Regions from separate parts of the Homo sapiens genome. Here region 1 is linked to region 2. The links are chromatin contacts, found by Hi-C in ENCODE. All regions are on one chromosome and are shown on one strand. Each heading gives the region's core, a stretch centred on a gene start or an enhancer-like site at or near the end of the contact. The rest is flanking DNA. Distances are from core to core; before and after follow the strand shown.

Region 1 (3,563 bases), core at 760-3,259, 1.0 Mb after region 2:
CAGGGTGGGGAAGCACTGTGGGAGAGGTGTCCTTGGCTCGGGTAGCAGGGACCTTGATGTATCTTGAAGCCAGGGGGCCGACTGAGGCGCTTGTCTGAAGGCCTCCATGAGAGGGAGGGGGCTGGAGGGGGCTGTTCCCAATAATAGCTCTAGTTATTGGGACCTGAGAGGTTCACTTCTGTGGTCCAGCCCCCTCCCTCCCAGGACAAAGTTCAGAGGAAGAGGGCAGGGGTGAGCCCCGGACAGGCTCCTGCTGAGCAGAGTGCCCCTGTCATCTTGGGTGTCCTCACAGGCTCCTGAAGTCGTGTGCTGTAAACATCACTCCCTCATGGCAGCCGATGGTGCGAGCCGAGGCCAGCCCAGCACACAGAGACCCATCCACTCCTGACCCAGGCACCAGAGCCCAGAAGCACCCTCACCCATGAAGTGTGCAAACGCGGTGGGCCGCAGCGGGGAGCCAGGCCACAGGGCACCGTGTGCAAGGAGAGGGCAGGAGAGCCCCTTCGCGCCCAGCCCTGACCTCAGCGGGGCTCCTCCTCCGGGCCCTTGGGAAGGACCAGGTCACGGTTCCCAGACGCCTCTCAAGAGGCTACCCCCATGCCAGGCCCCCTGATAGCAGCCTGCAACTGCGGAAGCCCAGGACACTGTGACCGATCGCTGGCACCGGTTGTAATATCCAGGGCCACGGGGTGACTTAGGTCCCTCCTCGGATTCTCACGGTCCCGCCCACGAGTTACTTTTTCTGTCCAATTAAGCAGCTTTTGCTGCACCTGCCCGCCCCCAAACCTTTGCGCCAGACAGGCGGGCCCCGGGCACCCTCGGAGCAAAACAAACCAGGCCCCGCCCCCAGGCCAGCGACCCGGATTGGATCCTCGCCGGGTTCCCCAGGCGCGGACCGGAACCCTCCCCACGGTACCCACCGACTCGCCGCGGGGCCCCTCCGCTCACGGAGACCATCCCCCGGCCCCGCACGGCCTTCCCGCCAGCCCCCCGCCTGCCGCCCCCGGCCCCGCTCACCCAGGCAGACCCCGGTGACCAGCGCCGTGGCCGTGAGCGCCCCGGCCGAGGCGCCGTAGATGTGCGTGGCGTTGGCCACCAGGAAGGGCGCGTGCTCGCGGAGGCAGGAGGCCACGCCGACGTAGTAGACGCCGAGGAAGCCGCAGCCCGCGAACGAGATGTTCCACGTCTTCTCGCGGGGAAACATCGCGGCGGCGGCCGCCGGGCCCCGGGTTCCGTGGGCGGCCAGGCCTCTGTGAGCCGCCTGCTCGCCGCTCGCTCGCTGGAGCCGGGGGCCGGGCAGGTCCCGCTGCGGCTCTAGCTCGGGGTCCCCGCTGGCGGAGGCGAAGAAGCTACGCGGGCGGCGCGGAGGCGGCGCTTTTAAGTGTGGGACTCACGGCGGGGGCGGGGCCGGCACACGAAGACCAATCGGGGCGCGCAGGGAACGGCCGTGCCCTCGGGACCCGCCCCCGTCCTTGACCCGGCCCCCCGCGCTGGAGCCCCGCCCTCCGCTGCCGCCCGGAGAAAGCTTCTGCCCTCCCTCCGCCCCTGCTGGGCACGGCTGGGGGCACACGCCTAGGGGTGTAGGGTGGGCTGGGCGCAGGCCCGAGCCTGGGGGCCGGAAGCCTCACACAGACCTGGGTACCGGCGAGAGGGAGCTCTGGTTTCAGGGCAGCCACCGCCCCTCCCCACCGGGTCCGCCTCCCACACCCACCCGGGACAGAGGAGCTGGTCCCTGGACAGAGGCGCACCGGCAGCACCCCCAGACCTGAAAGCCGCACAGGCCTCGGGAGCCCCGGGACCCACAGGCTCACCCACAGACAGACCCATAAACATCCAAGGCCAAGGCCGGATGCGAGTCCCGCAAACCCTTCGTGGGGGACCCCAGCTCCGCAGACCCACGCGACCTGACGTGGGGCCTCAGCCCTGCCCCGCGCCCGCGACCCTTCCGGACCTTGGCTTCTTACCTGGGTCTGGCCCTGCCTGTTCAGGCTTTGGGGCTGCCTGCGTCTGACTGGGGCCGCCCTGCTCCCGATAATTGCCCCAGAGGTGGAGCAATCCTGGGTGATGTCACCCTTTCACCCCTTTTCCGCATTTTTCTCCTGGTCAGTGGAGCAAACAGGGCTTGGAGTAGATCCAGGATCCCTCCCTGAACCTCACCCCACCCCCAAACGAGAGGCTTTCTCAGGTTGGGGTGGGAGGCAATGAGATTCTGTCTCCCCAGGAACACTGGCTCCCCAGGCTGAGGTCATCTCTGGACCTAGCTGTTGCCAGAGCTGCAGAGGGTCTGGGATGGGGCTTGGGGCTGCCCCCAACCCAAGCTGAGTTAGGGAAGCCAGAACAGGGCCAGAACAGGATGGGGCCATCTAGGGGGATGCTGCCCAGTCCTCAGCCTCTTTGCTCCCAGCCATCCCAGACAGCACTGGAAAGTCAACCCTGCCCCAGCCCTACTGGGGGCCGGTAGGCATTTACATAAGCTCAAAATGAGAGGAGGCCGGGTGTGGAAGCTCACACCTGTAATCCCAGCACTTGGGGAGGCCAAGACGGGCGGATCACAGAAAGTCGGGAGTTTGAGACCGCCTGGCTGGTGAAACGCTGTCTCTACCAAAAATACAAAAATTAGCCGGTCAGGGTGGCACACGCCTGTAATCCCAGCTACTCGGGAGGCTGAGGCAGGAGAATCACTTGAACCTGGGAGGCGGAGGTTGCAGTGAGCTGAGATCGCACCACTGCACTCCAGCCTGGGGGGCAGAGCGAGGCTCCGTCCTAAAAAGAGGCCGGGCACAGTGGCCCATGCCTGTAATCCCAGCACTTTGGGAGGCCGAGGAGGGCAGATCACCTGAGGTCAGGAGTTTGAGACCAGCCAGGCCAACATGGCAAAACCCTGTCTCTACTGAAAATACAAAAATTTGCCAGGTGTGGTAGTGCACGCATGTAGTCCTAGCTACTCGGGAGGCTGAGGCAAGAGAGTCACTTGAACCCGGGAGGCAGAGGTTGCAGTGAACTGAGATTGTGCCACTGCACTCCAGCCTGGCCAGGTGACAGAGCATGACTTCTTCTCAAAAAAAAAAAAAAAAAGAAAAAAGAAAAATGAGTGAGAGGAGGTAGGTAACCACGTGTGGGGCACCTAAGGGGTTCTGGAGGGCTTCCCTGTGGGAAGTGATGCTGAGTTGAATTTTGAAGGGTAAATGAGCAGACCCAGGCAGCCGACCAGGACAGGCGAAGATTGTCGGGGAGTGAGGGGAGAGAGTAGCTGAAGCCCAGCCATGGGAGAGGGTCAAGCAGGGAGGACGTGACCATACCTGACTTAAAGCGACTCCTTCTAGGCTGGGCACAGTGGTTCACACCTATAATCCCAGCACTCTGGGAGGCCAAGGTGGGGGGATTGCTTGAGTCCAGAAGTTTGAGACCAGCCTAGGCAACATAGCTTGATTCCATCCCTACAAAAAATTTAAAAATAGGCCAGGCACAGTGGCTCACACCTGTAATCCCAGCACTTTGGGAGGTTGAGGTGAGTGGATCACGAGGTCAGGAGATCGAGACCATCCTGGCTACCATGGTGAAAC
Region 2 (3,166 bases), core at 667-3,166:
TGCACCAAGATGCCCCAGGATCATCTGTGCCTTGGCCATGCCCGCTCCAACCCCCCCTCCCCGCTCCTGGCCCGGGGGATCCAGGGCATTTGAGACAGCTGGGAGGGGGTGGCCAAGGATGAGGCCAAGGAGGAAGGCGGGGGTGCCCCAGCCCAGAGGCTCATGTCCTGCCCTTCTATGGGCATGAGGTGACCAGGAGCAGCACCTAGTCCAGGGCTGGGGGTGGTGCTGACAGGAGGGCCCGTTTTGCAGCTGGGACACAGCTGTTGTGCACCCAGAAGCCTGTCTCCCTGCACACGGCCTGGGCAGGGCATCCTCCCACCTCTCCCTGGGGACAGGCACGGACGTCCCGACCCAGCCCTCAGCCAGCCCCGGCCTCTGCTTAGCCTCCACTCCACTCACGGCACTCGGGGTCCCTTCAGTGGCCCCCCGCACCTGTACCCAAGTGGGATTTGGCAGCAAGAAGTCAGAGATGCAGACCCCTCACACATACCAGACCCACAGCAATGTGACGGCCACCAAGGACACAGACACAGGACAGTGACTGCAGCCACCAACAGCACAGGAGCTTTGTGTGAAGGCCGGGAGGTGGTCCCTGCACCGCCCCGGGTCGGGTAGACCGGGACCCTCTGCTGTCAGCACCAAGGCAGAGACTGGTAGCAGCCCTGGCTGCAGTTTTGGGGTATGTGAGCGTCACCCTGGGCCTCCTCTCAGGTCCGTCCTGTGTGGCTGCGGGCATCACACTCTTTCTGCAACCTGGGCCCCAGCGCCTTCCCTTCCGCACACCAGGCCACAGCCCCCGCTGACCTGCTCCTAGGCCGGCCTCTATCCCCAGCACCGGATCCCCATCCCCTGACCATTAGCACGTCGCCCCTCTGCCCCTCAAAGCCCTACCTGTCCCTGCACCGCACGCCCTGAGCCCTCCCATCTCTTCTGGGACCTGCACCGGGGGCAACTCGGGTTCCCCTGGCGAGGCTCAGCTGTGATGCCTGGATGCCTGCTGGCCGGCAGCTCCCCTCTGCCAGGGAGCCCAGTTACTAAGCCGCTAGCCCTCTCCACCCACCCCAGCACAGGGCTGGATGCCCATTGGTACCACAGAGTACAGCTGCCCGCTAGGAGGCCTTTGGCAGCGGGGTTTTTCTGCCCAGCTCTGGCAGTCCTACACACAACCTCTGCCATGCCCCCTCATGTCCCCACTCCAACCAACACACGGTGCCTGGCACCCAGCACAGGCACCTGCCAGAATCCTTGGCCTTGTCCTTTACCGCAGGTCAAGGGCAGCTTTGGGTGCCCTGCCCTGAGGCCTGCTGGGCCCCAAGCCTGGCGGCCTCCAGACCCTCAAGGCAGGATAGCCCCTCTCAGATAGTCCTGTGGGCAGGTGGCCAGGCCCGGGCCAGTTCCACCCATCCCAGAACAGCTGCTCCCCAGCCCCCACCTTGCCTCTTCCCAAGCTAACAGGGCCCACAGTCCCCAGCTCCTCCCTGGCAGTCCAGGACACGTCTTGGGGTCTCCTCGCTTCAGGCATCCACCATGGGCTTAGGATCCCACGCGCCTCCCCCAGTGAGTCCAGGGCACAGAGGCAGGCGGAAGAGACCTCCACCCTTGTTGTGAGAGGGGGGTCCCAGCAAGACTTCCTGCCACCTGTCTGTGGGTCCCCAGTTTCCCCATCGGACATCCAAGTTCTCCCATTGGGGGCCCCAGATTCCCCATCAGGCACCTCAGTTCTCCACCCTCCATGCAGCTCAAGGACTATGCACCCGTGGACACGGCACAGGGCGCCGGGCGTCGCCGCAGACCCTTACCCCAGCAACTCTTCCCGCTCCTCGGCACCCGGGTCACTCGAAGCCTCCGCCATCAGCCTGTAGTCTGGGCCCCACAGGGTGCTGGCAGATCCCTGGAGTGGGTGTACGTGCTGTGGCTTTCAGTGCTTTCTGGGGCGGCTTCTGAGCCCCCACCCCCAGCCGAGTTTCACTTCCCCCTTCCGGCTGCAGGTTGAGGTTTGGAACCTGTCTCGGCTTGGGTCAGGGTGTTGTTTTTTAATCTGTTGCTACAAGAGGAGAGGAAGAAAAAAAAAAAAACCCAAACCACCCCTCAGGAAGCGTTAAGCAAGTTACAGGGGCCTGGGGTGACAGAGACGGGGTGCGAGGGCCAAGATGGCCGCAGGCAGCTCTTCATGGCTCGGGGAGGGGGACCCATGTTACCCCTGGTCCCCGCTAGTAGCTCTGGCCATCAGGTCCACCTGTGAGTGGCCAGTTCTCCTGCAGCATCAGGGACAAACACGTCTGTGATCCCATAAGCACCACGTGAGCGTTTTAGCTTCTTTGGGTGAAATCTACCCAGAGGCCGGCTCTCCTACAGGTGCTCATGGAACTTGGTGGAGTCTTTTCTCGAAGCCTGGGGTCATAGCCTTGAGCACATCAAACAGCTGTGGGTCCCAGGTGGCTTTGGGGGCTGTGCCCGGGATGCCCCTGCGTTCTACCCGTCGGGTGCCTTGTTCTGTCTTGGACTGCCTTGCTGATGCCGAGCTGTCGGGCATCCGCCTCGTCCCCCCGCTGCCCCTTGCTCTCCGTGCTCTGGTCGCTGGAGTTGACCACCGAGTGGTTCGTGTCCCCAGGCTCTAAAGGCAGTGCCTCAGGGACCCTCCCAAGAGGCATAGGCCAGCCCGAGGGGAGGGATGGAGGCTGTTTCCAGCCCTCACTGTCCCCAGCTTCTGGGAGTGACCACGCAGTGGCTCCAGGGTCAGGAGGAGGGATGCATGACTGCAGGAGCCAGACCCCAAAAGCTGAGGCAGGGGAGGACTTAAGCTGGGCCAGAGTAGGGCAGCCACAGAGGTGGCGAAGGCTTCCCTGCTGGAAACCTCAGCGCAGGAGAATGGGAGAAGGGAGCCCTGGCCAGCGGCTGGGCCTGAGAAATCCAACCAGCAAGGACTTACAGGGGGTCCCAAGGCAAAGAGGGGCTGGAGAGAGGCCAGGGGTTGGGAGGGCCCTGGGCCCAGAGTGTTGACCCATCAGGGTGGGGCCGAACCGGAGGCCGCCTCCTTGGGACTCAGCGAGCCCCCCACCCACCAAACACACCACAAAGACCAGCAGAGGCTTTCAGAGCCCCACGAGTGGAGGCACCAGAGGGATCCGTGGCCCAGACGATGGGCAGGGCTAAAACCAGATCA

Evidence for each region. Hi-C counts contacts between places; a loop is a spot of excess contacts on that map. Pooled maps may share reads with other maps.
Region 1: a loop to region 2 is called in a map with no recorded cell type, with 6 times the contacts of the local background. The contact joins the promoter of PNPLA2 here to the promoter of LSP1 in region 2. A Hi-C loop is called at or near these places in 13 of 37 single-sample maps with no recorded cell type and 6 of 50 pooled maps.

Annotation. Positions count from the first base shown.
Region 1 is chr11:817,360-820,922 of GRCh38, reverse strand. It overlaps PNPLA2 (patatin like domain 2, triacylglycerol lipase), which reads right to left and starts at 2,009. Exons shown (of 10, transcript NM_020376.4): 1 at 1,965-2,009; 2 at 1,018-1,349. The coding sequence starts at 1,204. RefSeq lists enhancers at 375-424, 1,960-2,254 and a silencer at 875-1,764.
Region 2 is chr11:1,851,834-1,854,999 of GRCh38, reverse strand. LSP1 (lymphocyte specific protein 1) reads right to left here and starts at 1,916. Exons shown (of 11, transcript NM_002339.3): 1 at 1,803-1,916. The coding sequence starts at 1,855. RefSeq lists enhancers at 1,825-2,144, 3,136-3,166.